2 separate regions of the Homo sapiens genome follow, and region 2 is linked to region 1. A link is a loop called in an ENCODE intact Hi-C map of the cell type or tissue named here. Cell type or tissue: K562. All regions are shown on one strand. Each heading gives the region's core, and the rest is flanking DNA. Links, peaks and the distances in the headings are about the cores only. Region 1 overlaps PHLPP1 (PH domain and leucine rich repeat protein phosphatase 1). Region 2 overlaps PHLPP1 (PH domain and leucine rich repeat protein phosphatase 1).

Region 1 (2,918 bases), core at 206-2,705:
CTTTTACCAAAGTTTCAAAAAATAGATCAATCCAAACTCATGCAAACTCATCCAGCAAACAAAAAAATGAAGGAAAACACCCCAACCCATTCTATGAGGATAGTATAACCAAGACCCACATGAGAACAGTAACAGAAAGGAAACTTACAGGTAACCATGGTCACAAAGATTTATCTTGAACAAAATGTTGCATCAAAATCCAGTAATTTATTTTTATTTATTTATTTATTTATTTATTTATTTATTTATTTATTTATTTATTTATTTTTAGATGGAGTCTCGCTCTGTTGCCCAGGCTGCAGTGCAGTGGCACGATCTCAGCTCACTGCAACCTCTGCCTCCCAGGTTCAAGCGATTCTCCTGCCTCAGCCTCCCAAGTAACTGGGATTACAGGCGCCTGCCACTGCGCCACCAATTTTTGTATTTTTAGTAAAGACAGGGTTTCACCATCTTGGCCAGTCTGGTCTTGAACTCCTGACCTCGTGATCAACCCGCCTCAGCCTCTCAAGTGCTGGGATTACAGACATCAGCCACCATTCCCAGCCTTTTAATTAATTAATTTATTTATTTATTTTAGAAAACCCAGTAATTTAAAAATATATATATGTATCAAGAACAAGGCCGGGCACGGTGGCTCACCCCTATAATCCCAATACTTTGGAAGGCTGAGGCAGGCGAATCATTTGAGGTCAGGAGTTTGAGACCAGCCTGGCCAACATGGTGAAACCCCACTTCTACTAAAAATACAAAAATTAGTCGGGCGTGGTGGTGCATGCCTGTAATCCCAGGTACTCAGGAGGCTGAGGCAGGAGAATCGCTTGAACCCGGGAGGTGGAGGATGCAGTGAGCTGATATTGTGCCAGTGTGCTCCAGCCTGGGCAACACAGCAAGACTCCGCCTCAAAAAAAAAAAAAAAAAAAAAAGAACCAGTTGAATTTACCTCAGATAAAGAAAGACAGTTTAACGTAATTAGAACTATAAAACCATTAATCACATTAACGGATTAAAGACACCCATACTATTAACCCCACAGTTGCAGAAAAAGCTGTTAGTAACTTCATTCAGGCTGAAATGAAGAATAAAAATTCTCAGCAAACTCAGAAAATAAAAACTCACTTAAACTGACCAAGGGTATTTATCAAACATCTAAAGCAAACTTCAATGTTAATGATGAGATATCATTCTCAAGATCATTGATAAGGAGCCAGGTGCGGTGGCTCACACCTGTAATCCCAGCACTTTAGGAGGCCGAGGCAGGGGGGTCACCTGAGGTCAGAAGACCAGCCTGGTCAACATGATGAAACCCAGTCTCTACTAAAAATACAAAAATTAGCTGTGTGTGGTGGCATGCGCCTGTAGTCCCAGCTACTCGGGAGGCTGAGGCAGGAGAATGGCTTGAACCCGGGAGACAGAGGTTGCAGTGAACCAAGAATGCACCACTGCACTCCAGCCTGCGTGACAAGAGACAGACTCTGTCTCAAAAAAAAAAAGGAAAAAAAAAAGGATCATTGATAAGTATCTACTGTTTCTATTCAACACTGTACTAGATCTTCCTGCCCGTAACAGTAAGACAAAGAAAAGGAAGAAACCTGTCATCATTTGAATATTATATGATTAACTATACAGTAAACAAAAAAACCTACAGGCATCATATTAGAATAAACCAGAACATTTAGCAAGACGATAAATCAATACTCAAGATCAATACTCAAAAACCAACTGTGTTTCTATAAACCAAACAGAAAATACGATTTTTTAAAAAATGCTGTGTAAACAAATTGACAGATATCAAGCAAAAGGTTTCTTAGGGATGGAGAGGAGTGGGAGAGGGTGGGAGGAAAGGAAAATAAAAGGGTGGGAGGAAAGGAGAACAAAGGGACACGAGGAAACTTCTGGGAATAATGAACATGGTCACTATCCTGGTTGCCGTGATGGTTTAATGGGGGTATACAGCTATCAAATTGTGTTAACTGGAGTGTACAGTTATAAAACTGAAATGTGCAGTTTATTGTTGTCAATTACACGTCAGTAAAGTGTTGGTGAAGATGTGGAGAAACAACACTTGTACACTGATGTGAATGCAAAATGGTACATCGACCCTGAAAAACAACTTGGTATCATCTTGCGAAAGTAGATGTGTGTATGTCCCAGAGCCCAGTAACCGAGCTCCAAAGTGTATACCCAACAGTAGTATTTCTCAAGGAGATCATTATAGGAATTGTGGATTGAATAGTTCTTCATTGTCCCCTATGCAGAACTCTCTAATACTTTGCACAATATTTTAAACTCTCGCCTCTGCCTTTAAATGCCAAGAGTGTCCCCTGCAGCAAAGATAATGTTATTCACCAATCACTCTATCTACTCCACATTTCTCAGACCCCTTGCAATTAAGGTGGAGCGATGTGACTAGTTCTGGCCAATGAGCCACAGAGAGAAGTGGCATGTGTCACTTCTGCATCCAAACATACAAGGCCCATGAATGATGCTCCAATTACCTCTTCCCTTGCCAAAACAACAAAGGGAAGTATAAAAGAGCCAAGACTTCATCAGGCTGGGTCCCTGAACAACTGTGTGACAAAAGAAACGCCCACCCCCCAACCCCACTGACCCACAACAGACAATGTGAGAAATAACTGTTATGACAAGTCACTAAGATTGGGGGGAAAAGAGGGGTGTTACCAGGGCATTACTTATGCTTATATTAACTGATAATGTTCACTGTTCAATCATCTGACCATCAAAACATTCCTACATATAACCAAATGTCCCTTCAGCATAGTAACTCCACTCGCAAACTACTGTCTTAGAAAAGGTACTTGCATACCAGGAGGCATATCAACATGAGACTATAGCAGCAGCACTGTTGTTATTATAACAACAACAAACTGAAAGCAACCCAAATGTCCATCAGCAGGAAA
Region 2 (2,918 bases), core at 259-2,758, 94 kb after region 1:
AGGATTAAGACAACCAAGAGAGGGAAAAAGAACAGAAAATAATACTTCAATAATAACTATAAAGAAACTAATTAACCTGCCCCTTAATTTAAAAATAATTGACTTTGTAAGTAACCCTGGGACCTCTCTTGTTTATGGATAAAAAGTGTAAAAAAAAAATCCTAAGCAAGTATAATTTCATTTAATGTCTCCCTAACAGGACATACAAATTAGAATGCTGTATTCCAACTCCATTAAAATGGAAATTGGTTTTTAAAGTATTAAGAGAACACACTGAATTGGTGATTTTTAATGTCCTCAATCAAACATCCTTGATGTTCAGCACAGTTTATTATCATTGGGGGTGAGTTACGGGAAGCTGGAATATACAGCAGGGAATTTTATATACTCATTCAATAAGAGGTACTAATTTTTCTTTTCTAAGAAAAGGAAAATGAGTGTGCTGGGATGGGGCAGAAACAGAGTAAAATAGAGCTTCCGATAAAAATTTTAAAAGGCCAGCTGCAGTGGTTCACACCTGTAATCCCAACACTTTGGGAGGCCGAGCCAGGTGGATCACAAGGTCAGGAATTCAAGACCAGCCTGACCAACACGGTGAAACCCCGTCTCTACTGAAAATACAAAAATTAGCCAGGCATGGCGGTGGGCACCTGCAGTCCCAGCTACTCAGGAGGCTGAGGCAGGAGAATCGCTTGAACCCGGGAGGCGGAAGTTGCAGTGAGCCAAGATAGCGCCACTCAGGCGCCCAGCCTGGGCGACAGAGCAAGACTCCATCTCAAAAAAAAAAAATTACATGAAGCCAGTAAAAAGACTATGCCTTTATTCTCAGACCACACCCCTTTGCATTCTGGGAGCATCTTGGGGCCTCAGATAACATAGAGTCAATCAATATAGCTGTATAAGGAACTACACAGCTGTGTAGGTGGCTAAAAGATGAAGAAAGTCATGTACATAGGAAGAACAGAAAAAGTGGTTGTTCTTGTGTGTTCAGATTATAGAAAAGACCGCGTTACTTTTATCTTCCTTTTCTCTTTTCTCCCTCCTACTGATAAGATAAAAAGTTAGGAAATGATAGTCATGGCACCTGTCCTTGAAAAAGACAAATCTAAAGAACATTTGATAACTCAATGGAATGGTTTCCCATTATCTTAAAATCAATTCCAAAACACTGGCCTCAAAGGCCTTTGTAGCTAGACTTAACAGAGAATTCATATATCTACCTATTTTGCATTGAATTTAAGAGGAGAAAAACTATAATGACCAAAGCATTCGGTCAGGCAGAAGTTAGCCCCAGACCACACACCCATTATATGGCCCCTTACAATTTCCTGATATTCTCAATCAGTACACTATATTCACACTGGTCCTCCCTCTAAGTCCTTAAACTTGCCGGGCTTCCTACCTCAGGGCTTTCAAACACACTGTTTCCCTATTTGCAATGCTCTTTCACGTACCCTGTAACCCAAGCTACTATTCAGTCCTCAGGTCTCAGCTTAAACAAGAATTCACTGCATACTAGATTTCTTCCTCGTGGCACACATAACAATTACAATTAAACAATTATTTATAAAAGTATTTGGTAAGTTTACTCCCTACTTTGAAGTCACAAGGGCAAGGACCTTCTTGTTAAAGAGTGGCACACAAGAGGCACAAAGTTCAAGAAGTATTTGCAAGAAATTGAGAGGAAGAACCCTATAGTACTGTCTTACGTTTTATGATAATCTGCGTCCTTGTGCAATTGGCTTAAGCTTCTGAAAAGGCAGAGGATCTGGTGACTCATCTTTTCCCCCAGCCTTCAAAGCACCTTATACCTTGGGAAGCAAGCACTCCACATCTGAATTGACTAAGTAGACTCAGGGAAAAAAAGACAGTGTCCCATATGAAAAAAAGTTTCTGTTACCACTAATCAGTGACTTTTGAACACAAACAAACCTTTGTGCCAACAACTGCTAGCCCAATAAATACAAAGTTCCTGAGCAAGTAAAAAACAACCGAACTCTACAGCCATTCCACCAGGGCCTATAAAATCAAGAACGGTCTATTATTTTTTTCCACTCTTACTGCTGTTTAGCAATTCATCATATGAAGAGTGAGCAATTATGGTTCTTTCTCAAGAGTTTCTATCCTAGTTCTCAAACTACCTTTATTAAAAATCTACAAAACACAACTTTGCTACGGGAATATAAAATAGCTAGATGATCTGAAGACATCAGTAAATATTTGAGCAATTATATTCTTTTTTTTTTCTTCTTTTTGAGACAGAGTCTGACTCTGTTGCCCAGGCTGGAGTGCAGTGGCATGATCTCGGCTCACTGCAACCTCCGCCTCCCAGGTTCAAGCAATTCTCCTGCCTCAGCTTCCACAGTAGCTGGGATTACAAAGGTGTGCACCACCACGCCTGGCTAGTTTTTGTATTTTTAGTACGTATGGGGTCTCACCATGTTGGCCAGGCTGGTCTTGAACTCCTGACCTCAGGTGATCCCCTGCCTCAGTCTCCCAAAGTGCTGGGATTACAGGCATGAGCCACCATGCCCAGCCATAATTATGTTCTTAAGAAAAACTAAAATAATGCTCGTTTTTGTTTCAATAACCATAATTTAAAATCTTGGCATCTAGCCCAGTCCTAAGCACAAAATGAAAATACAATGCTTACTACAATTAACAAGATTTCCATGATAGGTTTAGCATGGTTTCTTAACAGTGTTTATTATTTATTAATTGTCCTCTATACCATCTGGTTTATATCTACATATCTACCTGAACTTAAAATTTACCATGTCTTTATGTTCACTTTATAAACAGATTTAATCCATGAGTTATTATGATAATCTAAGAATGGAAAATACATTCTTCAGAATCAGCTCTTACCTGTAAGTCATAAGAAAAAAGAAGTCATAAGAAAAAAATCAAATCTATCT

Evidence for each region. Peaks named below come from ENCODE experiments on the same cell type or tissue, not always from the same donor. Only the 100,000 strongest peaks of a DNase experiment are listed, where the experiment ranks them.
Region 2: a loop joins it to region 1, with 2.0 times the contacts of the local background. A loop is called at or near these places in 2 of 110 quality-filtered maps.

What each region holds. Positions count from the first base shown.
Region 1 is chr18:62,833,782-62,836,699 of GRCh38, reverse strand. The region is part of intron 2 of PHLPP1 (PH domain and leucine rich repeat protein phosphatase 1); the gene reads right to left. Among named protein-coding and RNA genes, the nearest start is that of PHLPP1, 120 kb to the right of the region's middle. In K562, for the core only: no CTCF peak of the experiment used is centred there; no DNase peak of the experiment used is centred there.
Region 2 is chr18:62,740,311-62,743,228 of GRCh38, reverse strand. All of the region lies in intron 1 of PHLPP1 (PH domain and leucine rich repeat protein phosphatase 1), which reads right to left. Among named protein-coding and RNA genes, the nearest start is that of PHLPP1, 26 kb to the right of the region's middle. RefSeq lists an enhancer at 1,719-2,013. In K562, for the core only: no CTCF peak of the experiment used is centred there; a DNase peak (open chromatin) is centred at 1,778; H3K4me3 peaks cover 366 bases.